Linked DNA regions of Homo sapiens: region 2 is linked to region 1. A link is a loop called in an ENCODE intact Hi-C map of the cell type or tissue named here. Cell type or tissue: IMR-90. All regions are shown on one strand. Each heading gives the region's core, and the rest is flanking DNA. Links, peaks and the distances in the headings are about the cores only. Region 1 has its middle 61 kb from the start of LINC01507. Region 2 has its middle 240 kb from the start of LINC01507.

Evidence for each region. A loop is a pair of places that touch in the nucleus more often than their neighbours do. Peaks named below come from ENCODE experiments on the same cell type or tissue, not always from the same donor. Only the 100,000 strongest peaks of a DNase experiment are listed, where the experiment ranks them.
Region 2: it touches region 1 in a loop (9-fold over the local background); 2 of 110 quality-filtered maps call a loop at or near these places.

Annotation. Positions count from the first base shown.
Region 1 is chr9:79,755,126-79,772,087 of GRCh38, reverse strand. No RefSeq gene overlaps it. Among named protein-coding and RNA genes, the nearest start is that of LINC01507, 61 kb to the left of the region's middle. RefSeq lists an enhancer at 6,190-6,805. In IMR-90, for the core only: no CTCF peak of the experiment used is centred there; a DNase peak (open chromatin) is centred at 7,507; H3K27ac peaks cover 625 bases.
Region 2 is chr9:80,054,816-80,071,777 of GRCh38, reverse strand. No RefSeq gene overlaps it. Among named protein-coding and RNA genes, the nearest start is that of LINC01507, 240 kb to the right of the region's middle. RefSeq lists an enhancer at 4,001-5,425. In IMR-90, for the core only: no CTCF peak of the experiment used is centred there; a DNase peak (open chromatin) is centred at 9,607; H3K27ac peaks cover 255 bases.

The sequences.
Region 1 (16,962 bases), core at 4,424-12,423:
CTTATGTATTGTGTAGGTCCTTAGCCAGAAAACAGAAGCTCACCAAACATCCATGTAGTAGATTGGCCACATTACTATGTCTCTAGATCTTCACCCTTTGCCATGTAGCTTTGCATGGCTTCTGATGGTGAACAAGGTGATCTCCCTCACCCCTTCACTCTGAGCTCAGCCATGTGACTTGTTTCAACCAGTAAAATGAAGTGTAGAGTTGCCAGATCTAGCAAATAAAAAATACAGGACATCCAGGTAGAAATGAGGTGTGTGTGCTCCAAGCCTAAACCTCAAGAGTCCTTGCATATTTTATATGAGGTTGGGCACTATGGCTCAAGCCTGTCATCCCAGCACTTTGGGAGGCTGAGGTGGGCGAATCAATTGAGACCAGGAATTTAAAACCAGCCTGGCCAACACAGTGAAACCCCGTCTCTACTAAAAACACAAAAATTAACCAGGCATGATGGTGCATGCCCATAATCCCAGCTACTTGGGAGGCTGAGGCAGGAGAATCACTTGAAGCCAGATAGCAGAGGTTTGCAGCAAGCCAAGATGGCACCACTGCACTCCAGCCTGGGCAAGATGGTGAGACTCTGTCTCAAAAAATAATAATAATAATAAATAAACAAATAAAATATATCTATGGAACAGAGCGAAATCTCCACTGTCGCTACAGCTAAGGTCAGCCTCAATCACCTGTCTAATCTTTATTCAAGTGAGTGAGCCCAGCCAGATCAGCAGAACCATCTACTTGAGCCCCAATTGACCCCCTGAATCATGAGCAATACATATTGCCTGTTATGTGCCACCAAGCCTGTGGTCATTTGTATTGTAGCATTATTATATTAAAAGATAGCCAAATAGCCCATAAGGGAAATATGTGATAGTGGAACTTGTGAACTTATTGATTAGAGAAGGAATCTAGTGATTTCCCCCTAAATACAATGAATATGCTCGTCTCCCTTCCTACCACATCTCGTACATTGAAACACTAGGGAGAAAACATCCTCAAGTTTTCTGTCTCTCCCCTCACAACGAGCTAAAACCCTTCCTAAGCGCTTATTACCCTCCCCACCTCTACCTCCAAGAATTGGGTAGAAATGCTGGCATTGCCTTGTGTTTTTTGGTTTTTTTTTTTCTTTTTTTTTTTGAGATGGGGTCTCGCTCTGTCACCTAGGCTGGAGTGCAATGGCACTATCTTGGCTCACTGCAACCTCTGACTCTCAGGTTCAAGCGATTCTCCTGTCTCAGCCTCCTGAGTAGCTGGGATTACAGGCGCTGTCACTACACCCGGCTAATTTTTTTTTGGTATTTTTAGTGGAGATGGGGTTTTACCATGTTGGCCAGGCTGGTATCAAACTCCTGACTTCAGGTGATTCGCCTGCCTCTGCCTCCCAAAGTGCTGAGATTACAGGCTTGAGCCACCATGCCCAGCCGCCTTTTGCTCTTAATAAAAACGACTGGTCACCATAGTCTATTCTTCTGTGGCTTCTGAAGTTGGCAGACCCAAATGGCTTGCCCAATATTGCTGGGCAAGGGCAGAGTTAAAGGCCCATCACTTTCTAGTCAGAGCTACTTTGGGTAACATGTGCAGCCATATGTGAGAACTGAATCCTTCTAGCCTCAGCTTTGACTGGGATAAAACAACAGATACTGCATATCAAAGTGAATAAAACAAGACCTTCACCTCCATATACAAATGGGAAAAGAATATGGCCTCAAAACCTTGTCCCATGAATCTTGAACCTTCTAGCCAGATCAAAATGATAAAAGGACATCAGAGAAGGTACAAGAAGAAAACTGGCAAGGGCTTTTTTGTTTGTTTGCTAGAGGTGTTGCTGTACTGTGAACCCCCATTCTCCCTTTCTTGGGAAATTATGAGGGGACCAAGGTATAGGATGACAGGCTGGTGAAGGAGATGTCTAAAACCCCACAGTACATTTTGAAATATGTTCTCTGCAGTTGATAGAGGACCGGTTCCTGACTCATGACTGAGAAAGCCAAAGTGAACCATTGTCTAAGACCTGCCCTCCAGTGGGGAGCAAGGCACTGTGCTGGGAGCAAGGAACTGTCTCACTCTTTCATGACAAAGCCAGGAGAGTGCTCTGCATGGGGTCAGCCTGCACGCCCAGGACTTGTTGGGTAAAAGATCCTGGGGACTGGGGTGAGCCATGCCCCTGGAGAGAGATCAAGCTCATCTTGTCTTGGGTCCTGCCCAAGAGGGTAACACAGAAGGGTGGGAAGACCTCAGCAGGAGTTCAAAGGGTACAGCCGGATCCTACAGGCTGATAGGGAAGTTGCAAGTGGCCACCTGAAAGAGAGAAATCCACACAGGCAAAGGAAGCCACAGGAGAAGGAGCTCAGCAGGATACATCAAAGAGGCCAAAAAAGCATCCATGGAGAAAGGGTCTGTTTTAATCATCTTCTTATCCAAAACCTACCTCAGGACAGCAGCCTTAGGCCCAAAGATAACAGAGCTACCCAGCCTTGTAAAAACCACAATGCGCCCTTATCTCTCCTTCTCCCACCTTTGACCCTGGCAAGGAACCAGAAGGAAGAAAAAATGTATGGGAAGAAGAGGTGAGCAGGGAGAGGCAGTTGAGAAAGAGTCAACCAGAGGATGGAGCCCGATGCAGGTCAGCACTGAAGAAATGGAAATGATGCAATGCTATCACGTTCAAAGTTTTGATGAGCATCTTTACCATGACATTCTAATTACTGAATTGAGAGTGTGTTTGCAACCTGCAGTGACCTTGGAGTACCTTCTGTATAAGAATGGAGGCAAAAGCAGTAAGATCCACAGAGCTGACATCCCAAGCCAGGGGAAAATTAATCCCACTTAATTGAGCTTCAAGATATGCTGGATGAAAGACTATAATGCTGTGTTTTGCTTATAACCCAATTGATGCTTGTAAAACCCACTGGTTACATATGCGTGAAGCTGTATTTTCTACTCCTGATTTATGCTTACTGTTTTCTGATGTCTTGCCAGCACTTAGGGACAGGTGAAATTCTTGTGCTTTCAGTTACTGAATGCTGGTTGTGATCAGAAAGAGACTAGAGATGATGAAAATTCTTAAAGACCAAAGACCACTGGGGCCTGAAATATCCAAGATGGATTGGAAGGACTAGGGGACATTTCATGTCTCCTTTATTGCCCCTGTGGCCTGATTGAGATGTGTTGGATCATTCCATTCACCTGCTTCCAAATGCCTCTCTTCTCCTGCGTCTTCCATAGCCCAGACAGCCCAGCTGAGTCACCAGGAGCTGAGGAGAAACTCCTTCCCCAAGCCCTCAGACTTCCCTCTCTCTCTCTCTCTCTCTCTCTCTCTCTCTCTCTCTCTGTTTCCCTCTCTCCCTCTCTCCCCCTTCCCCAAATCCAGGCTCGTAGAGATGGGAATTATTCTCAAGAAAGAAATTGTCTAATATTTCAGTTAGGGGGCCACTGCAGATATAGAACATCCCCTGTTTTAAAACAAATGGCCCAAAACAAAATGAAAACATTAGGGTAGGAAGAGAAGAATTTCTGTATCAGCTTTTCATTTGTGAACTGTTGCGCCCAGTCCTTAAGATATACAAAAGCAAGCATAGATTATTATTTTAAACAGCAAAGGCAAGCTTTGCCTTGGGGCTGGTGAGGCTAATCCCCAACCAGCTGGTATGAAAGGAAACTTGTTGCTTACATTGTCTTATCTTCTCCTGGTGCCAAACAAGTCCAAGCCTGGTGGCCAGATGAGATTCTCCCTCACAGGGAAAGGAGGTCAGCGCTGCACTCCAGACTAAGAGAGAGGAGAGGCAGGAGAGCAGCCCTGCAGGAGCCCAGAGAGCCCCTCCCCTCCACTGGCAAAAGAAGCTCTGCTATAACCCAAAGAGAATGCCAGAAAAACGAATGCTCTTCAGTTAATCTCTGAAAAAGCAAGAAGAACAAACAGACCATATAGAAGAAAACAATGAAAATGATAGATTGCTTAGGGAGGAAACAGATCTACACGGGCTTGGTGTAGAAATCAAACTTGCAAATGTGTCTACTCCCTGGGGCCTCATCTATTTCTGCCTCAATCCACCACCCAAATCTACACATTTTCAAAAATATTTGATGTTTTCACTTCAACCTGGACTATGGCAGATTTTTAACCTGCTTCAATTCAACAAGAAGTCATTAGGCATTCACTTTGTACAAGGCACTATGAAGAGTGATATGGAGGCAGCAATGAGGAGGAAAATATGAATCCTACCATCAGGGAGCTTTCAGTCAAGGTAAGATGTGAACACAAATAATGAAGATAAATACAAGATAGTCTTTGGTGTGTGCTATAATACAGGAAGCACGAAAGAGAGAAAGACTAAATCCAGCTCCAGAGAGGAGTAAACACTATTGGAGAAGCCTTGTAGACTAGTAGCCTCTGACATGCACCTTGAAGGGTGTAAAGTATTTCAAGAGGTGGGAGAGGGAAAAGGAGGATGGAAGAGGCTGTTTGACTGCCTGAGAATAGGTGAATTCCCAATACTGCCAACCTGCATTGGACTAACCCATGCTAAGGGGCCAAATGGATGGAATTCCTAAAGGTCATGGCATTGGGGGAAAATTGGAAACACACAATGTGTTGTCACTAGACTCATGGGGTAAGAACAGAGCAGAGAATCAGACCCTGCTCCTTTTCCATCCTTAAAAACACCTGTTGTCACAGATAACTCGGCATTCTTTGGCTCATATGTGAGCAAATCCAGTGCTGTCTAGCCTGGCTCCCAGGTGGCACTTCACCTATGCCAGCTACTATAAAAAACAGCATGGTGACCACACTTGCCTAGGGTTTGAATCACTTGCCTTCATCAATTTTACCTGCCTTCCACATTCTTTCTTACTCACTTTACTCCAATTTTTCAATATTGTCTGCCAGCATCCTGACAAGAATCCCGGTTTACCATTCTACTACAGCAGATCACCTGCTTTGATCATCCCATCTCATTTCAACCAGACCCCAGCTGTAGGCATCCTACCCTGGTCATGTTGTCAATCAAATTTGAATCAGGTTCTTCTGGGTTCAAAGAGCAGGAGTGGATCCCAAATGCCGTGCACGGGCTGTTACCATGCTGCCCAAATTATTCCTAATTGTCTATGGAGTAACTGGATGTTTAATTCCACTTTTTAAAATCTTCCTTTATTTTACAGTAATGATGTGTCTTAGTCCATTTTGTGTTACTATAAAAGAATACCTGAGACTGAGTAATTTATAAAGAAAAGATGTTTATTTAGCTCACCGTTCTGTAGGCTGTGAAAGAAGCATGGCTCCTACATCTGCTTGGCTTCTGGTGAGGTCTTCTGTGATGAGTCAAAACATGTCGGAGAAGGTCAAAGGAGAAGCAAGTATGTGCGAAGAAGGGACAAACCTGGGGACACCAAGCCATTCATTAGCGATCCATTCTCATGATCCAAACACACCCCACCAGGCTATATATCTAATATTGCCACACCAGGGATCAAATTTCAGCATAAGATTTGGTGGGGACCAATAAACCATATCCAAACCAAGCACCATTCCAGAAGATATAATACGCAATTTTGGAATTTGCTTCACAAATGTATTCAAACTGGATAGACTATCAAGAGTGCTTTCAAAATCATTTGAGAAGAAATGCACATTGGTGCCTTTGCTTTGGAAGGAAATGTGAGATGTTTTACAGAACCACAGGCATGAGGTCAGAGGCTGAGAAAATATCTTAAAATTACAGGTGTACTCTATGACCGTCCAGGCCATCTGCTCTATGACATACAGGATCTAGTATCAGCGATGCCTCCCGGTGGTACTCTCCCCTACTGTCCAGATTGTCTGTCATTGTGTGAAACAAACATACTAATTGCTTAGTGAGCAAATGGTGCGGGCTAGATCATTTAGGAAAAATTCATTGGAAACTGAGACCTTCAAGTCAATAGCCGTACAACATAAAGGATCCCTAGCAATAGAAGGGTGCTAAGAAAGCTTTGCCTCTCTCTGCCTCTGTTTCTTCCTTTGTGCATTAGGGATAAAAATGCTGCCCACTTCATGGAGATGCTGTGAGGAATAAATGAGCTAAGACCTGCAGGACACTTGAAAAAATGTGTCACGTAAGTACTCAGTAAACATGCACACAGGGCAAACGAATCAAAGGCCGGCCATCAATCTTTCCAAGGAAGCCGTACTATCGGAATTAATACCAAAGGCATTAATTTCAATAGTAAGAGTGCCCCATCTGAGTGACATGGGAGTGATGAAAGCTGAACAGAATTTGATTCCAACCTCTTTTCTGCCCCAAAACCACACATGAAGAGAGATGAGAAGCCTTTCTAAAGAAAGAATTCCTCTATGGTAATAGCCTCAGCTCTCCCCTTCACATCCAAACCGACCCCCTGCACCGTGACTGCCTTATCCACAAGTATGGTTTTTTAAATGACCACATACCCCAGGAATCCCTTCCTTGGCTGGTCAGGTACCTCAGGCAAGCTCAGACTCTGCCACCTCCGATCACAATCAATAAGGAGACTGGGAAGTTAGAGAAGCCTCACCTCGAGGCACTTACAGACCTTCAGCGATCACTCCTGAACAGAATCAGATAAGTGCTATTTAGCTTTACGATTCTGCTTTAAGAGAACACACACCAACAAGCTCGCTCTGTAAGAGAAAATCTAACAATACCGAATGTCTTGCAATGAGGATTTAATACTTTTCACCTCCTGTTCCTTGATTTCCTAGGGATTTCTGCCTGGAATCTAGAGTGAAAGCATATCCATCAGGTGCTGCAGGGGACTGCTGTAAAGGCAAAGAGTGCTAATCCCGCTGAATCTCCACTATATATCAGACTCTGCTGAGCTTTTTTCTATCAATTAGTAGTCTCTAGATTTCGATATTGGCTTCCATTTGTACTTTCTCAAGTGAGTCTGGCTTTTGGCTATTAAACAGAACACGTGTAGTAAATCCTTAATCATATGGAGATTAAGTCTGAGGGCCTGAGGAAGGGGTTTCTGTTAGCTCCTGCTGACTCAGCAGGGGCTTTCGTGTATCCATTTTACTGGTGAAGAAACTGAGTCTCAATTAGGTTAAACAATATCTGAAGGTTACACCAATGCTAAGTTCACAAGCCAGGAGGATCAAAACTGCTGTCTGCCGGCTTCAAGTTCAGCACTGTCTTCCCTCCACTCAGCCGAGCAACTGTGGTTCACACAGGAACAAAACAAAAGGCAGAACAGAAAGTCGCCACCAGAGTTCATCTGCAGGGGTCTGTCATGGAGAAGAATTCAAGCTGGAAGCACCTGACCTATGATTAGGTGGGGTTCTGCTGATCATTTTTGATGCAGAGAGACTTTTTTTTAAATGTCTCTGGTGTCTGCTTGGTCCAGCATAGAGACAGATGGAGGTAGATGATAGGCCAGCAACAGTGGCAAGAAGACAAAGTGAGTCACTGCTTTAGGAATGAACCCCCGAGGGTTCTCTCTGCTTTCTTTCTCCAAGTGGAGTGACTATAGTTCAACAACCAACGTGGGGAACCTAGAAACAAGAAAAGCAAAACTCCTAATGAGCACGCTCCATTGGAATCTTGGAGAAGTACCAGGGGACTCCAGCCAGATCAGAGCTCACTGCCTTGGTCACAGGGGGAACCCCTAGACAAGGCAGGCTTGGATGAGGAGCCCTGGAAAGGGAGCATCCTGCTTTCCAGAGGCAGAGAATAAGGATGGACTGTAGAGTGGATATTCTGGGTGGAAGCCAGATGTTTGTACAATAATGATAATCATGTATGGTCTGTATCTGTGCGTGCCTTTCCCTCTGCTAACTGAATTTTGTTCCATAAACTTGTACTTAGAATGCTGGTAAAAGATTTGCCAGTCCCTGCCTATCTGGAGCAGGCATTCCCGGGGAATGGAAGAGGAGATAATAAACCTAATCCAGGGCTCTGACGGCGGTTCACAATGGCACACTTGTGGCGGCATAATCCTGTAGAGATGGTACTCAACACTTCCCAAACTTTGGTTTTGTAGCCTGGTGTGTGGACTTGGATGCCTGCCAGCACCTCTCCTCCTCATGAAGTTGCAGTGTGAGCTGCAAATGGAACTGGGGCCGCAGAGCTGATGAGTGATTTAATTGACTGCTCATGAAAAGTGGACTTCTCCATAGATTCATGGGTAAAGAAAGATGTTACATTTAAACCCAGAAAATTTTCTGCCTGCTAAGAAAAGCAACAGAATAGATAATTAAAGTAGTCCTTTGTAAGAACTCAGAAGGAAAAGACAGCCCAGATGAAAGGCTGGCTTCTCATCCTAGGCTCTTTTTCTATCCCTCTGTGTTATTAGAGGTTCAAGCTGTTAGGCATGAAGTCTGGCCCACTTCAAAAGCTGGAGGTCTTGCCTTAAGGGGTCATGATTATTTTAGTTCCAACCTTCTGTAGTATCAGCCACGGCATAAGAAGTGAAAATGCCTAGAGTTGAGGCTTTTTTTTTTAATGACATTAAAAACATACACGGTATAAAACTGTAAAGTACACAAGGCATGAACTCTAAAATGTGAAAAAAAGGTGTGTCAGAACTATGATAAAATGTAATGGAGAAGAAACGTAGAAAGCTTGATCTTGTGTGAACACCGGAACACCACTTTACTTTAATTCCCTTACTATTTCTTTAGAATATATTTATTTACTATTCCTTCAGGTTACTCATACTGCCTACTTAATGTCAAAGCAGCAACACTGAAAAAAAAAGTTAGATTGATAAAATTCCATCTATTTTATCCAGACCCAGGATGGGTGTTTGAGCTGGTCTATCTTTGTGTAACAGATGCAGTAAGAGAACATTTTCAGTGAGCAAAATTTGGGCACAGTACCGTAAATTTGTAAGGAAATGCTCCTATTTACGTGTATTTAGGTCTTTAGCAAACTACTAGGTTTTCAGTAATTATTTTGTAATGGGATCCGTCTTTTTGTAGAGGCATTATCATTCTACATATATAAATTTTCACATGCTGAGAGTTCTTACAGTGAGGGAGGGCTGAGTTTTATCATCTTATTACTTCTGATTGGCTTGATTTTTGTAAGAGTCTTGTACAATTTGTACTGCTAGTATAAAACATAACTATACGGGGCCTGACCCCATAAGTGAGAAGAGAATAAATTGGAGGCCACTGGGGTACAATTCTGTATATTAACTCACCCCTGATTTAAATTCCAGCCTAATGGAATGAAGCCATAGCTGGGTGGAGAGAAGAACGGTTTCCTGCCAGTCCATGGGGCTGCCCAGGCAGGACGAAAAGTGAGAGGACCGGAGCATCCTGGGCAATGGCTAAGGCTGAGCATGCGCGGAAGAGTTAAAGCGCTCCATGCTCACCTAGAGCCACACAGGCGCGCATGTGCACCAGCTGGATTGTAGTGCTTAGCGTAGAAATTTAGCCGTGGGCAACAAAGATCCAAAAAGAATCAGAGTTTTCAGAAAGAAATTTATTTCTCACACATAAACAGGCAATTCAAGATTGTCGGGTAGCTCCTCCTTTATCTGGGACTCGGGGTGCTTCTGTCCTTTCTCTCCTCCGTCACTGGGACATGATTACCAACCTCATGGTCCAGGATGTGATACCAGCAATCATTCCACTTTCGAAGCAGTATTACAGAAGAAAGTCTATGGGAGGAACTTTAGACTGTTTTATCTGTTCTCCTTTCCCAAGCTAATGGAAGCTGCGTGGCCACCTGAACTAAAAATCACATTCCCGGTGCTGCAACTAGAACTTCTGGCTAAGGGGACATGAGGGAGTTTCCTGGCTGTTTCATTAAAGGCAGTGTCTGCGGGCAGCTTCTTCCCGCCTTTACTCCATCTTGGACGATGAGGTCAAAGGCCCCTGGGACCTCCACTGGAGCCAGGACACCAGCCCTGCTCTGCCTATAGTAAGGCTTTTGCATGTGCATGAAATGAACTTCTATCTTTTTAGCCACTGTCCTTGAGTCTCTGTTGAATGCTGTGGAATTAAATCTTATCTAATACACCCATCTTAAGGGAAATTTCGTGAGAGGAGAAAAATCAGTATTTTAATTTACTGGAGTCCAGTTAGCCCCATAATCTGACCACTGGCCCTTTTCATTTGTGCATTTAATAAACATTTATCTAGTATCTGCAATGTGCCAGGCCCTTAAGGTGATGCAAAATGAGCGTGCCCTGATCCCTTCCCTCAAGGAACTTCATATCAAATGGAAGACAGAAAGAAGGGATTACTGGATTGAATACTAGTGATATGCCAGGTACTGCTGTCACGGTTTTCACATGGTTGTTTTTTGTTGTTGTTGTTGTTGTTGTTTTTGTTTTTGTTTTGCATTTGTATCTCATAAAATGTCTGTGTGATCCTCATCTGATAGGAGTGGACATTAAAGCTCCAAGGGGTTATAGAATGTGCCTAGGGTTACACCTAGAATAAGGTATGGAGTCAAAATTTAAGTTTAGATTTCTGACCCATGAGTCAACGATTGCACCAGGCTGCCTTATGGACATGGACATGAAAAACAAGAATACATGGCTCTATGTGACAAGTGCCCAACACATCTAATGCCTTAGCTGATGTGTAACTAACTCGTCTGAGAGGCCACTCAGATATTATAGTTTTTCCAATGTCACTATGTGTCTTACATCAAACAAGTAAAGTCTTATTCCTACCTACTCTGTAGAGAAGAATAAATTCATGTAGGATCACCATGCCTACATCATGGGCACTAAAGTGTCACCTTACAGGTTCCATTACTATGACTACAATCTGCAATTTTATATATATTTTTAATGTCTGCCAAACAAAATCACTGGAAAACTCCCCTTCTGACCATCATTTTTGCCTGCTCATTCACTTTGGTTTCTAGCCTTTTTCCCTTGGCTCATTTCTCTCCCCACATTCCACATACATAAAATAGCATTTGTGGCCTGTATTTCCCCTCATCCAATGGGTTTATTATGTGTAATCTACCCTGAAGCATAAAAAGTAGCCTGTCCAGACTTTTGCAGAATTATTATGCCATCTCCTAAATCATATCACACCTTCTGCTAAAAATACCCAGCAATTATTTTACCATTTGCAAAGGTAAACCAATGTTCAAAATTCCAGACACCCAAAAAACTCTAAATGGGATCCATTGTTTTAATCAATCAAAGCATTTTTGTTTGCCAAATTATAATACCAATTCTGAATGATCACTCAACACATGGGCAGAGCCTGGCTTGCCTAGCCACTTTAAAGGTAGTGAGAAAAGATGACAAGCCTCTTTTTTATACCAATGAGAAAGATTTGTCCTAGAGCATTATCTGAATTCAACCCAGCACAGTTCCTTGTCAGAAGTATCTTTGAAGAAAGGAACTATGATCTTTTATATTTTTTGATAGTTACTAACACTAGCTCATGAAACTAACAACCTCCAAATCTCACTGACTTCATAAAATAAAGGCTTATTTCTTGCTCACATCATCATCCAATTGGGTTTTCAGTGGCCAGCCTTCAATGTGGTGATTTGGGAACACAGGCTCCTAACATCCGGTGGCTTCTCAGAGTGGTTCCTCTGCATTTGGCTAAAAGAAAGAGACATAAGAAAGTATGAAATATTAGGCTGCTGTTCCATCATCAGGCTTGGACATCACATCCCATGTAACATGTTCCATTATCCAGAACTTAGACCCCGTAGCCCTAACCTAAGTAGCCTTGCAGTGTGCACTGGACAAGGAAATGGGGCTGGAAAGCAAAGAGCCAGTTTCTGCCCCACCTTTGGGGACAACACTGTAGAGGTTGGCTTCACCACCCAGGTCAGATGATTGGCATGTGTTTTCTCACTCCCTCAATTGCCTGGATGCAGGTGTGTCCAACAAAAATGATTGGCCATCATCCTCTGTGAAACACAAAGAGAAGGGGAGGTCCTGGGCATAAATCTGCAACCCCCAGTGGCCATGTTTTCCAGTAAGCTTGGATTTCTGTTGATATCCCTGCCCGCCATCCCCTACCCATCTTAAGTGCCACCCCAACATGACTTTCTACAATTCTGGGAAGTAGAACAGTGAGCCTTTCACCCCTGCAGATAACAGACAAAATCCATGAACTTTTATCCAGATAAGAGGCTTTTACTCCATGAGGATGACTTTTGTTTGGACTAAGAGTATCCTATCTTCAGAAGGAACTCTCTCCTAAGACTATCAAGATCATCGAGAAAGAAGCCTTTTTAAGTCAGCACTTTGTATCTTTATTAGAGTTGTAATGGAAAATAAGCACAAATGTGTGTTCTTCTAGAGCTTGGCATAGAAGCAGCAGCAATGAACTCAAAATTTGGCTGTGGTTATACGGTAGTCATTATGGCCTTTAAGTCTGTCCACAAATATTCAGGTTCTCTTTCTACAGACACAGTGAGATTGTACTTTTCTGACATCTTTGAAGTTAGCAGGGCCTTAGGGCTTGACTTGGCCAATGCAATGTGAGTGGAAGTGACATGTCATTTCCAGATAGAAACCTGAAGAGCCAGTGCTTGACTCATCATGTTCCTGTCCTCCTTCCCTGCCCCAACCCTGTCATGATCTGGTGATAACTTTACCCACAGGCAGTAATCACAGAATTTCTTTTCCCTATAAACTCTTGAGTCTGGGTCCCTGAGTTACCACAAAAATCAGAGGCCCCTGATGACTCTCATTGGACATGTAGCATGAAAGAAAAAAAAAATTTTACTTCATTAAGTCACTGAGAATTTGGAGAATAAACTAATGAGACATACAGGTCCCATGTGATTTATTTTTAGTCATACTCTTCTTTTCCATGTACTCATATTTTGTTATAAAAATTTCACACTTGCAAATTATATATAACATACCTGCCTAATTTTTAAAATGCACACATGAACCTACCACCCACTTTTAGAAATAGAACATGATCAGTTCCTTCAAGCTCCACTGGTGACTAACCTCCATTGATTGCCCCCTCCCAAAAGATGACCCAACTCACCTCCATTGATTGCCTCCTCCCAAAAGATGACCACTATTTCACTTTGTGTTAATAATTCACTTGCATTTCTTAATCATTTTATCTCACATATAGAATCTTTTTGTTTTATACATTGTTTAACTTTATGCAAATGGAATCTTCCTGTATGTATTCTTCTCAAACTTGCTTTTCAATCTAATATTAAGATTCATCCATGCTGATGCATGTAGCAGAATACTATATTGTATGAGCGTAACAAAATGAATTTACTTTTTCTCTTATTAGATGGTCATTTGGATTTACTGTTTGGGATTTTTGCTATTAAAAGCTACACTACTAAGAATATTCTTGCATATATTCTAGCGCATATATGCAATAATCTCCTTAGGGTGTACACCCAGGAGGGAAAATGCTGAATTGTGTAGTATTCAGATGCTCTACTTTATGAGATAAGATAAAATTGTTTTCCAAAGTGGCTGTGCCAATTCACACTTCCACCAGCTTGTATAAGTGTCTTTGCAACACGTCCTCACCAACACTTGGTATTGTTGGCCTTTTTCTCTTTTTGCCTCTGTGGTGGCTGCAAAATGGTATCTCACTGTGGTTTTAGTTTGTATTTTCTTTAAGGCATAATTTCATCATATATGAATTCAAGAAACCAAAATGAGAAACATTTTGCCACCTGTATCCTTAAAAACCAGAAAAACTTCACAAATTAGGCCCCTTCTTAAAGGAGAGGTTGAATAATTGGAAAAAGCACAATTATTCATTTTCTGGACATTAGAAAATACCAAAGGGCTTATGCTACTGTTTGTGTCGTAGGTTAAACAGCTGTTTCTTAAATGGCTCCTCCTAGTGGGTATTATCAAAAGCAGTGAGAAAAGCAAATACATTTCAGGGAAATCATAAACATTCCTTTTATCTTACCAGATAAAGAGATTTAGTATAAATCCTAATGCACCCACTTGGCTGTAGACAATTTATAGCAGAGGAAGAGTTTGAAACACTTTCATGTAAATAATCCTAGATTTTTTTTCCCTGAAGGTTGCTAAAAGGCTGTTTGACACTCTTTGTAAGTGGGGAACATCTCAGAGTAAGAACCAGTTCTGGTTAATATCAGAACTCATTTCCCACTAGCAAAGCAGCTCCATTAAGCACTGTTTTCATCTCTGCAGTCTTTACTTTTATGTAATGTTTACATCATTGACACCTTCTCTTAGTGAATCCCTAATATAAACAAGGGGTATATTTTAACAAGATTTAAATACATTAAGCCCTAATGTATTTTAACAAGATTTAAAAGGATGTGGCCTTGGGATGAGAATAGCCAAATGGAGTACAGACTAAAGCAAAAGTTGTATAATACTTCCATCTCTTATGACAAAGACAGCTCCATAATTTAAGTCTGGGAAAAAAATAGTCTCCTGTGTTTATTCGTCAATTATAATTTGATGGCCTCCAAATGTCATCTGACCAGCCAAATTTCGCAACACAACCTTTTAACAGAAAATTATAAACTCAGCTCTATTTGGAAGAGAGACATGAAAATAAATTTGCTTTGCTCCATAATATCTACATACTCATGGGAACTGTGAGTTTCATGAACCACAGCAGTAATACACGAAGAGCAAATCTTTGTAATTCATCATCCTAATGCAATGAGAGACAAACCATCCACCTGATCTATTTAAGCTGAGAAGGGTCATTTGAAAGTGTGTTTAGTAACTGTCTGACCAATCTAGATAGAAGAAGTGGCTTCTGATTAACTTGCATGTCCATGTCTTTATTCTCTATAAGGCTCTTGGTGTTTCCCTGGCAAAGATCTGTAAGTTCTAGGCAGCAACAGTGGCTATTCTGGATCTGAAAGGCCAGTGAACTGGAGAGGTATGGTCTGGATGAATGCTACTCAAATGTGGTCCATGGACTGGTACCAGCCCAGGGACTCATGTTACCAGTGTCCAGTAAGAAAGGTACACAAGTTAGAGTAAGTTTTTTTTAAAAAATGTTGTAGCAATTGGACATTCCTTCAGCAGGCCAGTGAGTGATCACTGGATTTGTCTTGCTGCACAAGAAGTTTTCTAAAATAATGGGTCAGTAACAAACTTAAAACAAAAACAAGAAATTTAGCTCCTTCTCCACAGATAGTTTAGAAAGCACTGGTCTGACTCATCTAGAGATCTTGTCAAAATGCAGACTCTTTACTTGACAAATAATTGTATATATTTATGGGGTTTTATGGGGTACAATGTGATGTTTTGATAAATATTTACATTGTGGAATGATTAGATCAAGCTAATTAGCATATCTATCACTACACATACTTATTTTTTGTGATTAGAACTTTTAAAATCTACTCTTCTAGCAATTTTGAAATATGCATTATTATAACTAAAATCATCATGCTGTGATGATTCTGAAATCATGACTCTAAGTTTAGATCTCTAAAACTTACTCCTCCTGTCTAACTGAATCACTTCTTTCCCTCCCTACCACTCCCTCCCTAGCCCACAAGTTCTGGTAACTATCATTCTACTGTCTACTTCTACCAGCTCGACTTTTTTCAGATGCTACAGATAAGTAAGATCATGCAGTATTTGTCTTTCTGTGCCTGGCTCATTTCACTTAACGTAATGTCCTCTAGGCTAATCTGTGTTGTTGCAAATGACAAAGAAGAATTTCTTTCTTTTTTAGAGCTTAATAGAATTCCATTGTGTATATAAACCATATACACTTTTCTTTACCCATTTATCTGTTGATGTACACTTAGCTTGATTTTATATCTTGGCTATTGTGAAAAATGCTGCAATGAACATAAGAACTCATATATCTCTTCAAACAGCAGATTTTTTTTTTTCAAATCACCAATCCCAATAATTCTGATTCACTAGATTTGGAGGGAAGCTTGTGAATTTGAATTTCTTTTTTTGTTTGTTTGTTCAAGACACAGTTTCACTCTTGTTTCCAGGCTATAGTGCAATGGCACAATCTCGGCTCACTGCAACCTCTGCCTCCTGGGTTCCAGCAAGTCTCTTGCCTCAGCCTTCCAAGTAGCTGGGATTACAGGCGTGCGACACCATGCCTGGCCAATTTTGTATTTTTAGTAGAGATGGGGTTTCACCATGTTGGTCAGGCTGGTCTTGAACTCCTGACCTCAGATGATCCACCCGCCTCGGCCTCCCAAAGTGCTGGGATTTCAGGCGTGAGCCACTGCACCGGGTTGTGAATTTGCATTTCTAACAGGATCCCAGGTGATGCTTCTGGTGGGGACCACGCTCTGAGCAGCACTGGTCTAGAGTAAACCAAATGCAAGGTGCTCCACACCATTTGTCACTGATGATTAACAAACCTGGATATTTTAATTTTGTGGTTTCAGAACATAACACCTTTTAGATATTTATATTTGCCACCTTCTGTGCTTTTAGGAGAATGCAGGAATTAGCATTTGTTATCCTCAGTGTTCTGCTCTTCAAGATTCTTCCATGTTACCACCTTCTACCCTCAGAGAATTGACGCTATGGTGGCATATTTCCTGTATTTACAAAGCTCCCTGTTTTATTTTTATTATTTGAAAGATTTGCCAATGTGTTAGCAGCATAGAGCATGCTGGGTCTAATGACCATAGCAGGCATTGCCTTCATGCAATAGACATAGATTATAACTGGTGTCAGCACTGACCTGAACTTTTAAGACATACTCATAAAAGAAGGGTAGGGGTTGATCTCTCACACAGAAAACCAATCGTGCCTGCCTATCCAAAATGCTTCAGTAACTTAAGACATCTTCTCTGAGTTTCTTTCCTATGGTTTCTAGAACACTGGCCAATCGAGGTTCCCTTCAAAATGAACAAAGCTTAGCACTTAGAAAATTAACTGCCTCGGCCGGGCGCGGTGGCCCATGCCTGTAATCCCAGCACTTCGGGAGACCAAGGTGGGCAAATCATGAGGTCAAGAAATCGAGACCATCCTGGCCAACATGGTGAAACCCTGCCTCTACTAAAAATACAAAAATTAGCTGGGCGTGGTGGCAC
Region 2 (16,962 bases), core at 4,846-12,845, 300 kb before region 1:
GAAAGGTGACTATATAGTGGTCCTGGTGCTTTTCACATCTATTTGTTCATTCATTTATTCCTTTATTAATCATAGATTATTTCCTATGATTCAAAAAATAGAATAGACTTGCATTGTATGCCTTATGCACAGTCATGCCTAAATTTGGTAGCTTCTTGAGTGCCCTTCTAATTCCACTAAAGGATTGGAATTAGAAGAGTCTTTAATTGAGCCAGGTTTTGCACAGTTGAAGAAAATCCATAACAAAGAATAAACTAGACAATTTTAAAAAGAGCATTACATTAGTTTCTCCAGAATGCTAAAGGCTGAATTCTCAGGAAGCTATCTGCTTAATGAGGTGCCCTTAGGAGAAAATAAGAGCTCCTTTTCATCGCATCTCCATTTGGCAATACTTGTTCCCAGCATCCAAATTTCTCTTCATAGAAGTCATCAGGCCAACAGAAAGCAAGCAAGCCAATTTCATAGCTTAAGGATGGTTTTTGAAATATTCTACCATTATAATGCAAAAGTTTTAGGACAGTTCCTCTTCAAAAACTCTTTATGGTTGCTTTTCCATTATGAAAATTAGGCCTAAGATATGTGTTAAGAGCAGAGGATTCCATACAAAAGAAAAATTAGAGTTGAAAAGAATGCAAATGATATTGATCAATTTTTAGAGTATTGAAGCAATATTAAAACTTTGCCTCTTTACCAATTCACATTCAAAAGTAGACAAAATCTGTATCCATTATAAATAAGCAATATTTTTTTACCTTCTGTTTCAATGTGCTAATGAATGTTATTGTTGCATGCAGTGCCTTATAGGAACCAAGTCTTGTATTACTATAATTTGTTAAAATATACAGTGAAACAATCTCACAAAGGAAAACATTTGTTTGATGAAATATTTTAAATAAATTGATCCATATCAACACTGACAATACACAAAATCTATGTAGGATATTCCATCAAGACATTTTCTTTTTAATTGAAAACATGAATATTACACTTAAAAATTCTCAAAACCATCCAGTTCTTATTGATAAATATTTAGAAGACTGGTTTTCATCCCTCGATGTACATTAAAATCACAGGGAGCTTTTAAAACATGGTGATAATGGAGCCCCAGCTAAACTACTTGAGTCAGAATCTCTGAGAGTGAGACCCAAACACTGATAGTTTTTCAGTGCTCCCGCATGATTCTAATCTGCAATCAGGGCTGGCAACCACTGAAATGGAACACTTCCTTGTCTCTCCAGCTAGCAACAATATTCAGTTCTGCAAAATCCCCATTTTTACACTGTCTACCCTTTATAAAAAGTAGATGTGTAGATACTACCTCTCCTCTATTAAAGAGTAAGTTCGTGGAGGGCAGAGCCTCTGTCTCACATTTTTATATGCTCAGTTTCTAGCAAGGCACATGGCAGGGATCATGTTGAATAAGTATTAACTCATTGAGTGGCACACTGATCATCTGAGTAAATCTAATTAGAGGGTTTTAATTTTAGAAACTCTAAGAAGCCCCTTTCAACAGAGCAGCAAAGGAAGGATGTATGAGGAAGTGAAAAGTGAAACATCAAGATTAATAATTTGGCAATTCTTGTTTGGATGACACCTAAAATCTAATTACAGGGGATTTTCCTGGCATGTTCTTGGAGGCAAAGAAATAAATGATATGGTGGATTTCTTCTAAGACATTCTGTGTGTTGAGTTCTGCTATAAGTTTGCAGTTGTCTTCAAAGCAATAGTATCAGGAGTAGAAAGGCAGTATTTAGGAGGTAGAGAAAAACCTACTTTTTTGTCCTTCGGGAACTATAATAAAAAGGTGATTAATATATAATTGTATTTGCTAAGGAAACTAAAAATAATGAATTAATTAATTAAAATGAACCAAAATAAAAAGAAGCTGCTTATTTTTTCAGTTGTCCTTCCATTTATACATCCAAGAATCTCTTCTTTCTTGTTACCAACTTTGATATTGTCAAGGCAGCTTACTTGCAACACAGCTCAACACTGATGTGTTAGTCAGTTCTGGCTGCTATAACAAAACACTTCAGACTGGGGTGGTTTAAAAACAACACAAAAGTTATTTTTCAAGTTCTGGAAACTGGGAAGTCCAAGGTCAGGGTGCCAGCATGGTTAGGTTCTGTTGAGGGCCCTTTTCCGGTTTGCAGATGGCCAACTTCTTGCTGTGTCCTCACAGGAAGAAGAGAGGACCAGGGAGCTCTGTGGGATGTCTTTTATAAGGGCACTGGTCTCATTTATGAGAGCTCCAACCTTATGACCTAATTAGCTCCCAAAGTCCCCCCTTCCTAATACCATCAATTGTGCATTAGGATTTCAACATATGAATTTTGATGGGACACAAACATTCAGTTCATTGCAACTGGTAACTCTAATCAAACAAATAGCATATTACCTGATGGATCAACTACTCAACCAAGACAGCTGTATGTGTCTGCAGAAAGTGCAATAACTCTTTCTTTCCCAGTTATGACTGGAGAATTACCAATCCTTACTGACAGCAATGGGAGGCAGCCAAATGCATAGGCAGATAGGAGCGGGTCCCTGGCAAAACCCCACCTCCAAGCCAAGACAGTTTAAAGCCTGAAAGCCAAGCTACATGTTAAATCCTCCAACCAGTTTGAGAACGCACCTTCTCGTTTGGTGTACTTTGCTCTGATTGATCTCCATCCTTTACCTATTTTACATACGCTTACCCTTTCCTAATTGGTTTTCTACACTGTCACGCTTACCTTTGAGTGGCATCTTCACTTTGACCTTTTTTGCATACTCACAAACCAATTAGCACACACTCCCTATTCTGAGCCCATAAAAAGCCCCAGGCTCAGCCATATTGAGAACTCTCCTGCCTTGCCTTCAGGAGAGGGACAACCCCATACCCCTCCCTGCTAACATCTGTTTTATCACTCAATAAAACTTCCCATCTTGCTCACTCTTTGAGCATCCTTGTGTCCACTTCTTCCTGGTCATGAAACAAGAACCCAAACCTACCAGAGCTAAGGAACAACAAGTCCTGCATCATCGCTACTTTATAAAAAAGAAAAATTGTATTTTTGCAGTGTAGTTGTTCATATACTAAGAAATCCAAGTACCAGACTCAAGATTTTTGCCATACATTTACAACTTCTATACTATTCATAACTCACTTAATATTTTTAAGACAAATCACTCACTGTCTTTACCTCAATGAATTTGAAAGAGAAACTTCAAATCATTGTCATAAATAGAAGGTATCTATAATAGGACATATATAAATATTAAAGCAAAAGGTGTTTCTCTCACATCCCACCAATAGTATGAGAACCACCACACAACAGAAAACACCATAAGTAAAATCATATTATTTGATTGCCAGTTGCACTAGGTCTACATGATGTTGCCAGAATTCATGCCATTGGAAAAATGCATGAATTTAGAAATACCTCTAAACTTTAATTAATAAAGAGTAAACTTAGATGGGTAAAGAAAGAGTGTAACCTCCGGCTATTTCCAGGCTCTTTAGGAGGTGAATAAACTTTGATAAATTATATGAAAAGGAGGACCATGCCACTGTCAAGAAGCCTCCTTGGAGGCATTTTACCAATGACCAAGCTGAATTTACAACATCCAGGCAAAGAGCTCTTAGGATATGGACCACAACGCTTTAGAATTTATTATAGTGTATAATTGTTTATTTTGTGCCCATTTTTTCTTTGTTTATTGGTTTACTAACTGTGTCTAGACCACCACTCTAAGTTCTATGGGAGTGAGGACCACAATCACTGGTGGGGGCCACATTCACTGTTGGAATCCCACTGATTAGCATATATTGATTGTCAAATTAACAACGGTTACATAAATGACTAAATATTCTCTTTCATTCTGTAGAAACCTCCCCTTCCAAAGTGACAGTACCCTTGATGGGTGTTCTACCCCAACTGTATTTCAGCTATATCTAAAATACACAGCTTTAAACTCTACTCAGTAACAACATTTCTATATACCTCTTACAGCATCCGCAAACCCACACTTTCTCCTACTCTCAAAATCCCCCATGGCCATTTTCTTCCCCACCCATGAAATCCTCACCTGCTAGCCTCACCACTCTATGGCAGCTTACCTTTCTACTTAGGCAAGCTTGTATCAGTATCTGGGGTCCTAGATCTTAGACTCTCAGGAGGCCATGCCATGGGAGGGGTGATGACTGTAAGATAAATTTTGTCATCTTACTTTATAATCCACAGCAGTGCAAAGGACAGGATTGGCTCAACTTTCTGACATCAAGGAATAAAAATGATAGAAGACCTGGCAAGTATCCTAAGTGATTTAGCAAGGAGCTTCCACTGCTGAAACAGTATCTTAAATGTTTCTTCGCCCACCCCGTTTCCATTCATCCTGTTCTGTCATCACTAGCATCACCCTAACAAATAATCTAGGGAAACTAGGGCAAGGAAAAAGCTGAGAGAGAGAGGCTGGTGGGTAGGGGGATGTGGTTAGGAACACCCTGCTATCCAATACCCATAAAAAATTTGTTTTTAATTCCCCGGCTATCACAGATAGAGGCTGCTGCTAGCATTTAAGATAAGATTAGTTGGTGTTGTGCTATCAGCACCTCCACATTTTCCCTGCAGGGATTCCTTCTGGCAGGCTGAAGCTGGAGGCATGTCTCAGGATTAACACGAGCTAATGATTATACACTAAAGCTTTGGAACTGTCGGACTAATAGGATTAAGCAATAGCAGATGCAGGTCCCCGTTCAGGTTAAAAATGCACTTTTTACATTACAAAGTCAGACAGATCCCTTTGAACATGCAATGAATATGGATGTTTTCAATTATCACAGTCTTCCAGGGCTATACGATATGGTAAATTAATCCCCTTAGAACATCGGAAACAGGACAAAATAGCCTTCTTGAAGCTGAAATCCCTCGTTTTAGATTTTCTTTCATGGGGATAAGCAGCGGTGCACCTCACATAATTAATCTTATTACAAACAGAGAAAGGGGAAATTTTAAAAAGTGTGTAAAAATTGTTTAAATATTTGGGAAACTTAGAAAAAACACTTTGAAATCAACATCTCTTAATTAATTTTCAAACGGTCAAAAATACAAACATAAGGCATGACAAGCAAATGTCTGGATGTGTTTTGGGATGGGTTTGTATTTCTCGATGCCTCAGGCTGTCAGCGCAACAAGGAGAGAAAAAAAATTAAGGTAACTTTAAAAATGAGCAGAATAATAACTACCAGTAGAAAGCACTATTTCTCAGAGATTTGAGTTGATCTGATCTCATGCTCTGGGCCCTGGAAAGGAGAATGAAAAGGGCATATTGGGATACTTATATTTTGCTGCTGCATGAAAGGGTCTCTGCCACCCAGTAGATAAAACCATCCCTCAGAATAGCTCAAAAGTAAATCTCCATTACTGCAATTAGATGGGGTTGGACTTGGACATTAGTAGGGGATGAACCTAAGAAGTTTCATGTGTTTGATTGACTTAGGGTGGGGTGGGGGAGGGGGGAAACAAGTATTTGACAGGAGGATTTTCCAGAGAAAGTTGTTTGAGATGACAGCAGGGAATGGAAGTAGTTTTGTAACAATCAGAATAAAACAGGTTTAACACCACTGGTTTGACTCTGAAAATTCTAAAGCCAAATATCTTTACATTTGGGCTGAGTGATTGGTATTTACCCTCATTAACAGATCCTAGAATCACACTGCCTAATATTGCTCCTCGCTTCACAATAGAGACAAATAAAACACATGGGAATTTCTCCAACAAAGAATCTCATTTTTTTAAAAAAATGCAAAATGAAAGAAAGAAAGCAAAAGAGTAGGTTACACCAGGTTTCTTTATTGAGTCTACACTTTGGTTTTTATTATGTCTTACATGGTTTTTGTCTAGAAAACTGCAGGAATACTTACAACCTAGGATTTGAATAAAATCTGAATGGAACTAACATTTACAACAATAGAAGAAAACCATGATCTAACTGTGGACTATTCACTCAGGTTTTAGCCTTACCAGTCAATCAAAAACACCCAGATGTCAAAGTGAAATTTAACTCCTGAAGTTTCCCTAATAATCCAGTACATTTGTATACCCTGTGAGCAGGATTTTCTATGCATATCACAAGTCTAAAGTACCTGCTCTGGAAATACTGCTTGGGTAGACTGAAATATACTACCTAAATTAAAGATGCTAGCAAGCATCCAAAAATGTTCCTATTTTTTAAACTTTTGATTGAAAATGTCACTTCTTGACAGAATGAAATGAAAACAATGGTTATTTTAAGTGGACTACTTGGTATTCCTTTTTTCCCCCCTTCTGGCAGTTGCACAATAAATTTCAGAAGATATAAAATGATTTTCAGATAAATACTGCTATCCTAGTAAAAGATATCCAGAAAGCTGTTGTGTTAAATATGTATGTCCTTCTCCTTTGTTGGAAGACAATGACAATTGATTATTTGTTCAAATGGGCTTAATCTTCCGTAATTATCATGCATATTTCAATGACATACATTAAGACAAGTGTGACTCAGTTTTATTGTACGTGGGAATCACCTGGGACTTTTGTTAAAATGAAGCTACTGAGGCAAACGTCTGGAGAGGTGCTCTAGAGTCTGCGTTTCCAACAAACTCCCAGGGAATACAAACACTGCTGGTCCAGGAGAACACACTCAGCATCAGCATGTCATTAAGACACCAAAGTCACTTCATGAATGATATGTTATAGAGTGTAGACTTGAGGAAATTAAGCAAGCCAACTCCATGCATTGCTTTTCTAACAAAGTATTACAGTTATCAACTTAGGAGTGAATTTAATGATAATCAAAACACCCTATTTCTTGGCCTTTTTCCTACATAGCAATTCCTTACCCATTCTACTAGGTTTATTTGTAATGGGTTTAGTTTTTCATCCTCTAAAACTATCTTATGATAAGTTTATCATATGAGTAGCTTCTAAGCCATCATCTTAATGAAATTATTACAAGTTCATTACAATTTTTGTTATTCCTTAAACATTCTGAAAACTGGCAATATTAATTATATAATTTTGCAGTGAAATTTATTAGAATAGTATTACATTTAGAGGCATTTTATATATTGTGTTAGTTTATCTGCAATAATCACATTAAAATTTCCCATTAACTGTGAGATTATTTTCAATGGAAAACAAACTATAATTTTGGTATCAATGCTGAGTCATGTTTCCTCTGAAATTTTTAAAGAAAATCTTATTTTTTTCCCAAATTCAGTACATTTCACAATGCTTATTGAGTACTGCGTGGCTCTGTATATATCCCTGGCACTGGGAAGGAAGAGAATAGAGAGTGCAGCACTGATACAATGACAATTACAGACATCATTTTTGCCACCCAAAAGTTCATGTAGTAGTAAAAGAAGCACACATTTGTGAGTCAATGATACTTTACAATAGCAAAGCCAAAACCAAAGTTTTATTAGAACACAGGCAAGTCAATGAACAATTGTTGATTAGCGCTGGGGAAAGGTATTGCAAAGAAAATAAAGTATGAGAAAAGTTTTGAAGGATGAATAGAAGTCTTTATGTTCTAATTTGGTTTCTGGTGGGTGGGAGGGAAGAGAAAAAGATGAATAGAAGTCCAGAGAAAAGAAAATTGAAAACATCCTGTTTACACAGATAATAAAAGACAGAAATATCTTAAACATCATTGCATCACAAGATGAGGGTGACATCAAAAGACACAGGACTCTACATTCAGCACAGCATAGAATCCCAGCTGCAGCACAGGTATTGAATAAAGAAGGAACAAAATAAATGAGGAAATTATCTGCTTCCCTAGGGAAAGCAGTATGACTAAAATGAGGTCTCTATATCCTCATTCCTTTGGCTTCTCTATGAGTCTCTGTTTAAAGCACTCATTTTGTACGATGTTTAGCTAACAATTTTTTTTTTTTTTTTTGAGACAGAGTCTCGCTCTGTCGCCCAGGCTGGAGTGCAGTGGCACGATCTCGGCTCACTGCAACCTCTGCCTCTCGGGTTCAAGCAATTCTCCTGCCTCAGCCTCCTGAGTAGCTGGGATTACAGGCGTGTACCACCATGCCCAGCTAATTTTTGTATTATTAGTAGAGACGGGGTTTCACCATGTTGGCCAGGCTGATCTCGAACTCCTCACCTCAGATGATCCACCTGCCTCGGCCTCCCAAACCTCACAAAATTTTTATACCAGTTTATGAGTTCTCCGAACCTTAAGAAGCCAGAAGATTCCCAAAACATGACAGGTTGAGAACTCTCAGGGCACACGCTTTCTATACCAACGCCTTGTGTCCATAAATAGGATGGGTGGAGGTTGAGAAGAATCATAGTCTCTTGCTCCTGCCTTAAACTTAGGGCTGTGTGGCAAATAGCAATAATAGTCATGACAGTAATTTAATCCTATGTCCAAAGGAGCTCAAAAGTGACTTTAAAAATTCATTCATCAGCCACTGACCATATTCTCAGCACATGTGTGCCGGGTGTGAAGGTGGATAAGCAGCGTGAGGGTGTATAAAGGCAAGAAAAAAAATATGTGCACTGCTTTCCAAGGAAGTACAGATTAGCTGTGAAGGTATGACAGGAATACATAAAAGAGAATACATAATAAGATTTGAAAGAGTATAATTTAGAAAGATTAATTATAATTTAGAAAGATTAAACATAAGAAATTAACCTCACAGGTGAATGTCTTTGCATACTTTGCAGTAACATCAGCACTAAGTTTAATATAAAATCAGAAACAAGTTATTATGTTTCTTACAATAGACATGCATTGGATATAATCACAATCACCAAACAGTGAAAAGAGACGTTATGTCGCAAAAAGTGTTTTAGACTCCTTGATGTAAAGGCAGGCACACGATTAGAAGAGCTACACTCAAAGACTAGAAACTCTGTAGCTGGAGTATGTCCTTCTGTCATAGCCACTTTAAATGCAAGCAGTTTTTAAACAAAGTTTTATTATTAACTAATGTGTCATATTCCATTTCCCTAATTACCATCCCATTCTACTCTCACGCTTTCTGTTGCAATCTGCTTAGGCTGTTTTCTTTGAACTATGTGCATTTTCAACATGAATTTTATGAAGCTGGAAATTACTGAGTCCTTGGTGATTTAAAACCTCTGAACCCTATCTTTTCTAGTGCCTAAATCACTCCTTAGGTGGCTGGCAGACACTTATTTCTAATCAGAGATGTTCATTAAATAAGTGATTAAAAAGCATGGTAGATGTGGCTAATTGTTGAAGGCCCAAGGACAGGACATTAAATGTATCTTCTTTGAAGATTCGGTGGATTGTTGGTAATGCATTAAATGGTGCCCTGGTGTGTTGAACTAGTTACTGGTATTAAGCTTGTAAGTAGAGTGACTCTGACTCTGGGGAGAAACTAACTCAATATTATTTTTCCACAGGGCTCAAAACCTTTACACAAAAGCCAGCCAAATGTTCCTAATTCTAGGGAACATGTTATTTTAGCCTTGGTGATGATGACTCAACACTGAGCCTTACTGCTATGTAAGATTCCAACAGAGATGACATTTGCAATCCACAGCAGCAACGTGTCCCCTGTCTGGAAGCGAACTGAGAAATAGTTCACTTCAAATGGGCCTCTAAACAGCTGTCAGGTCAGAATAACTTTAAGTCATTACCTATCTGAGCCATGTTGAGCCAGTGACTTCTAAGTGGTGAAAATCTCTGTATCATGTTACTAATCTCACTGGCCAGCAGTGGCTATGTCAACAACCAACATTCCATCTTAGTAAGCAGGCAAAAATAATACACTGCTCATTATTTGGAAATTAAGGGAGCAGTTGAGAGGTTGAGAAGCTCAGGAAGTGAAGAAGTTGAAAATAGGCCTCCTCAGAGCTTTGTCTCTAGAATGATGACAGCCTTTAAATCACAATGTGCCACAAAAGAATTCTCTCTAGCTTCTGATCTGCTAATGGTTAGCCATGCAGACCTTCCCCACAAAGACCCCTAAGCCGCCTTCCTCTAGTTACCACTCTGGAGCTTAGACCCAATTTCCTGACCAATTAGCAGCTCAAGAGTCTAAAATTAAAGAAGTAGGGAGCAGCTGTAAGTCTCTATGATTACTTATAAACCCTTCAAATCTGGACTCAAATAGCTTCCCTATCGTTTTTCTCAATTGATTAACTCTGACTGGTTTATCACTAAACCATTCATTTACTTTAACAATCCACTAAAGCCTCAGATAAAATGCGTTTCATGTCCCTTCTTGGGCCTTTAATAATTAGCTGTGTCTACCATGTCTTTTAATCTCTTATTTAATGAGTGCCTCCAATTTTTAATAATTTAAAAGGATATCAAGCCAAGTATCAATTAAAGAAAACTGTTCTAGGCAGCATAAACAATAAGTATTAAGTCTGTGGAGAAAAGCACATGGAGCCCTGTTGCTTTCTATTGCTCAAGAGCACTTGAAAACTATGGGATTATTTCAAAACATTACATTTCACTGCTTTTTATTTTACCTAGCTTGCAGGCAAAATTAAAAATAAAAAATGAGCATGAATCATTTTGTACAGATTCAAAAGAGAATCATGCATGGCAATATCCAGCCCAACTCATATTTCTGAATATATTACCACTTGCTCAGCTCATCCCCACTGCCCAAGAGCACCAGCTGGCTTCAGCTACAGTTTAACTATTTGTTTTTGATCCTTCCAATTTCTGGAGCCATCTTGAAACTCTTGATTGTTCCAAAATATCTAACTCATGGAACTGATTTATACTACCTCAAAGGACATGACCTCTACATCCATTAATTGATTTTGTTAGAGATCAATATTAGATCACTAGTATTTCCCCATTCCTGGGAGATCATTAGAATAAAGTTAGCTAGGCTGGGTGCAGTGGCTCACACCTGTAATCCTCACACTTTGCAAAGCTGAGGTAGGCAGATTGCTTGAGTCCAGGAATTTGAGACCAGCCTGGGCAACATGGCGAAAACCTGTCTCTACAAAAAGTACAAAAAATTTAGCTGGGCATTGTGGTACATACTTGTAGTTCCAGCTACTGGGGAAGCTGAGGTGGGAGGATGACCCAAGCACAGGAGGTTGAGGCTGCAGTAAGCCCAGATCACACCACTGCACTCCAGCCTGGGTGACAGAGCAAGACTGACTCAAAAATACTACTACTACTACTACTACTAATAAAGTCAGCCCAAAAGGTTGGTTGTCTTTTTAATAGAAATGAAAAGAGCCTGGGTAACACAGACCAAACTAAACTTCAGTCACCTGAAGGAGGCCTTTGATAGGCTATAAAAATGGCCACAATATTTCCCTTCCTAAGCCACAGTCTTTACAATGTAACTTTGTGGTGTTTTCCATTTTGAGGTGGAGTCTAGTTTCACACTCCTTGAATCTGAAATAGACTTGTGATTTTCTCTGGTGAATAACATGGGGTAAAAGGGATGTTGTGCTTCTTCCAAGCCGAGACCATAACACGTCACATACATGTTTGCTTGCCGTTTTGGAAACTTGCCCATCTGCCTTGTGAGAAACCTGAGCTACCCTGCTGGAGGATGAGACACTGTGTACAGGAGTTAACTGTCACAGCTAAAGGCCATCCTCAGGAGCCAACTCAGCTAACCAAGCAGCTGAATATAAACGTGTGACAGAGCTGACCCCAAAAGCAGAAGAACCACCCGGTGAAGCCCAGTCCAAACTTCTGACCCACAGATTATGAGCCAAATAATTAGTTGTTATTGTCTTAAGCATTTAAGTTTTGGGGTACTCTTATCTAGCAAAAGCTAGTTGATATAATGCCCCAGATTTTACTACTTAACCTGCTGGTGGTTTTCTATATAAACCAAGGCCCCATACTCCACAGCACCAACAAAATCAAAAAGATTTTCAAAGCTAAACTCAATTTTCCAACTTACCCTTGACTTAGAGAATCACTAGATCAGTGCCTTGAACAATTTCTCAACTACTTCCAAATGTGATTACTATATACATTTCTATGTATCATATTCACAATAATTATCCATATTACTACAAAATCTGAAATCCTAACATTTCCCACACATGGAATTTCCTCCATTAATTGACAAGTACGTGGGTTAGGTAAAAAATTTTGATTAAAAATGTCACCATCATTATCAATAATGTTAATACCCCACATGTATTCCTTTGGATATCTCAGTAGCAGTCAGAGGATGCCTCTGGAACTTTCAAAGCAGCAGCCTCTTTAGCATTATTCAGGTACACATGCAGATCATGCCATCAACGTTTTCATAAGCAATCAATTTGCAAGATAATAGTAGGAATAACTCATATGCCTCTTCCCTAATGCTTCAACAAATAACTACCGCAAAGTTCTGACACTTTCTGATGACACCAGGAGATACGGTCCCACATGCTTTGGGTGTAGCCACACCACTGATGTCATCTGGCTTTGCTTGCTGGTGAAGATAACGACGTTGAGATGTCAGTCTTGATGTCTGTATCTTAATATGTTTAAGCACTGATATCCTTGGGCACAGGTCAGAAAGAATGTGAAACAGGAGGGAAAGGTGAAAAAAAAAAATTTCCTTTCTTTGTTCCGCCCAGCCCCATGAGTTCAGTGGAAGAAAGACCCGTTTGTTTCCCTTATCTCTCAATCAGCAACCATGGTGGCAGCACTACCACTGCAACCCAGGCTCCTCTGCCTATATCTTCTCGCTCATCTGCATATCGTGCCATCACTTCCAAAAGATTAATTCAGATGAAATACACCCTGGATTCATATTTTTTACTGTAAGCCACTTAGAATATAAATTTCCAAAACTGTCAAGAATCCCTAAACACTATTTTGTTTGGAAGGCTAGTCACTATTCAAAGAATCCAAAATACCAATCTCTTTTGAACATGGATATTAAATTGCACAGTTCAGCTTTGTTTTGACTCCTTGTTGTATTTTCTAAGAAGTAAATAGCAATTTTCTATTTGTTTAGAAAAGTAGCCACTCTTAATAGCTTATTTTTTTCTAAAATGGAATTACCATTCCTGATATTTCCACAGTTGTTTAAAAAACAAGGCATTATTAATCTTGTTGTGAAGATGGGAACATAGAACGATGCATGCGGCCATGTGTAAGTTAGATAAACTACAATGCAGATTGTTTTGAAATTTGGTCTTACAATACTTATTAGCTATTCAATAAGCCAAATTAAGACACAGGAAGTGCCAAATTTACTGCTTATAATAAAATGTAAGCCTATATTTGAAACAGGAAAAATATTAATATCTTCTTAAAATTTCATGCTCATTCTTTTTCCAGTTTTGTAAAGATTGGTGTATTTTTACCATAAAAACAGTGATATTAGAAAAAAAAAATCTGTGTGTGGTGGCTCACACCTGTAATCCTAACCCTTTGGGAGGGAGAGGCAGGAAGATTACTTGAGGCCAGGCATTCAAGACCAACCTGGGGGACATAGTCAGAGCCCCATTTCTACACATGCACAAAATTACCCAGGCATGGTGGCACACACCTGTAATCCTAGATACTCCAGAGGCTGAGGAAGGAGCATGGCTTGAGCCTAGCACTTTGAGGTTGCAGTGGGCTGTGATTGTGCTACTGCACTCCAGCCTAGTCAACAGAGTGAGACCCCATCTTGAAACCAAAAATAAAAATAATTCAGTGAACACTTTCCAGGACATAATCAAGCACTATGTTATGCCCATCAAGCACACTATCTCATTTAATTTTTATAACAACCCTGTGATATAACCAACATTATTTCTGTTTTTTAAGCAAATAGTAGTAAAAGTAACCCAGAACTTGTTCACTGTCACACACACTCAGCTCTTCTAACTCCACATATTCCTTCTTCCTAGTGAGGACACTGAGCACATAAGAACATTTGTGCTTTTGAGACTAGATAATATAAATGTGGATTATTTGTTTTACTTCCCCTGATGTTGATACATTATTTTCTAAAAAGAATAATTTCTAAAATCCAGCTTTCTAATATATATGGAATAAAACGAGTCAACTGATTTCCTTTTATACACTAAGGTATTTGGCTATGTTGGGATTGGTTATAGTGCAACTTTTCATGCTACCCCACCACAGGCTACTCATTGGCCCAGGATGACTGGGGAATGGATATGTCATGTTTTTTTTTTTTAATAAACTCAAGAGATCTATCATAGCTGTCTTCAAAAGTCAAGGGACATTACGTATATATTTAATGTGATGTTTTGATATATGTATACATTGTGAAATTATTACCACTATTAAGGTAATTAACATATCCATCACCTAACAAGGCTACCATTTTTTGGTGTGGTAACAGCATTTAAGATGAACTCTCTTAGCAAATTTCCATTATGCAATATATTATTATCAATTATAGTCACCATGCTACACATTAGCTCTACACATTATTTATCCTGCATAACTGAAACCCTTTGACCAACATCTCCTTATTTCCCCACCCCCTCAGTCCTTGGCAACCACCATTCTACTCTTTTCTTCTATGTGCTCTACTCTTTTCAATTCTACATATAAGTGGGGCCATGCGGTATCTGTCTTTCTGTGCCTGGCTTATTTTGCTTAGCAGAATGTCCTCTAGGTTCTTCCATGTTGTCACAAATGACAGGATTTCTTTCTTCTTTTTTTTTTTTTGAGGCTGAATAATATTCTATTGTATACATACTACATTTTCATTTTCCATTCATCTATTGACTGGCACATAGGTTGATTCCATATGTTGACTATTATGAATAATGCTGCAATGAACATGGGAGTGCAGATAATTCTTTTGCACACTGATTTCATTTACTTTAAATATATACCCAGAAGTGAGATTGCTGAATTATAAGGTAGGTGTATTTTTAATTTTTTAAGGATCCTCCATACTGTTTTCCATAATGGCCACCTCAATTTATATTCTAGGGTTTCCCTTTTCTTCACACCCTCACCACTACTTGTAATCTTTTGTCTTTCTTATGATAGCCATCCTAACGGGTGTGAGGCAGTATCTCACTGTGGTTTTGATTTGCATTTTCCCAATGATTAGTAATGTTAGGCATTTTTTCACATATCTGTTGGCCATTTGGATGTCTTTTTTTGAGAAATGTCTATTCAGGCCCTTTGCCCATCAGGCTTGAGGGTGGGGCATTTGCTGGGGAACCACTGTCTTCTCCCCAGTATTTCCCTATCTCCTGTTTGTATCGATGTAATTCAATTTGTCTATTTTTACTTTTTTTGAAGGTGCTTTTAAGGTTATACCCAACAAATCTTTGTCCAAACCAATGTCATGGAGCTTTTCTCCAGGTTTTCTTCTAGTAGTTTTAGTTTCAGGTCCTACATTCAAGTATTTGATCCATTTTGAGTTGACTTTTTATATATGGGTTTGACAAAAGTGTTCCAGTTTATTATTTTTAGGCAGATATCTAGTTTTCCCAGCACCATTAATTGAGCACTGTAACCTTGCCCCAAAGCGTGTTCTTGGCACTTTTGTCAAATATCAATTGACTGTAAATGCATGGGTTTATTTCCGGGCTCTCTATTCTGTTTCATTGGTGTATATGACTGCTTTAATGCTAGTACCATGTTATTTTGATTATTTTAATTTTGTAGTATATTTTGAAATCAGGTAGTGTGTGGCCTCTAGCTTTGTTCTTTTTACTCAAGATTTCTTTGTATATTTGAGGGATTTGTGGTTTCATACAGATTTTAGGATTTTTTTCTATTTCTTTGGAAAATGTCATTGAAATTTTGATATGGATTCCATTGAATCTGTAGATTGCTTTGGATTGTATGGACATTTTAACCATATTAATTCTTCCAATTCTTGAATACAGGATATCTTTACATTTATTTATGTCTTCTTCAACTTTTTCATCAATGTTTTCTGATTTTTATTGTACAGATTTTTCACTTCCTTGGTTAAACTTGTTCCTAAGTATTTTTATGCTACTGTAAATGGAATTGTTTTCTTTATTTTTTGGATAGTTTGTTTTTCATGTATGAAAACACAGCTAACTAATTTTCATATGTTGGTTTTGTATCCTATAATTCTACTGAATTCACTTATTCGTTCTAACAGATTTTTGGTGGTGTCCTTAGGGTTTCTATATATAAAATTATGTTGTTTGCAAAAGAGACTATTTTACTTCTTTCTTTCCTATTTGAATGACTCTTGTCTTTTTCTTACCTAACTATTCTAAGACTTCCAGTACTATATTGACTAGAAATGACAAAAGTGGGCTTCCTTGTCTTGTTCCTAATCTCAGAAGCAAAGCTTTCAACTTTCACCAATGAGTATGTTAACTGTGGGTTTGTCACGCAAAGTCTTTATTATGTTGAGGTTATGTCTTGTACAGCAAGTTTGTTGAGATTTTTTTTAATTATGAAATAATGTTGGGTTTTGTCAAGTTCCCTTTCTGTATTTACTGAGATAATCGTATGATTTTTATACTTTATTCTGCTAATGTGGTGTGTTACATTTATTGATTTGCATATGTGTAATCATCCTTGCATCCTAAGGTTAAATTTCACTTGATCATGTTATATAATCCTTTAAATTTTGTTTGCTTATATTTTGTTGAGGAGTTTTGCATCTATGCTCATCAGGGATACTGGCCTGTAAGTTTTTTCTCTTGTGGTGTTCTTGTCTGCCTTTGGTTTCAGGGTAATGCTGCCTCATCAAATGAGTTTGGAAGTATTCCTTTCTCTTGAATTTTTTGGAAGAGTTTGGGAAAAATTGGTATTTATTCTTCTTTAAATGTTTTCTAGATTCACCAGTGAAGCCATCAGGTCCTGGGCTTTTCATTCTTGTGAGATATTTTTATTATTGATTCAATCTCTTTACTCATTATTGGTCTGTTCAGATTTTCTATTTCTTCATTATTCAATTTGTATAGGTTGTATGCTCCTAGGAATTAATCCATTTCTTCTAGGCTTTACAATTTGTTGGCATATAGTTGTTCATAGTAATCTCTTATAATACTT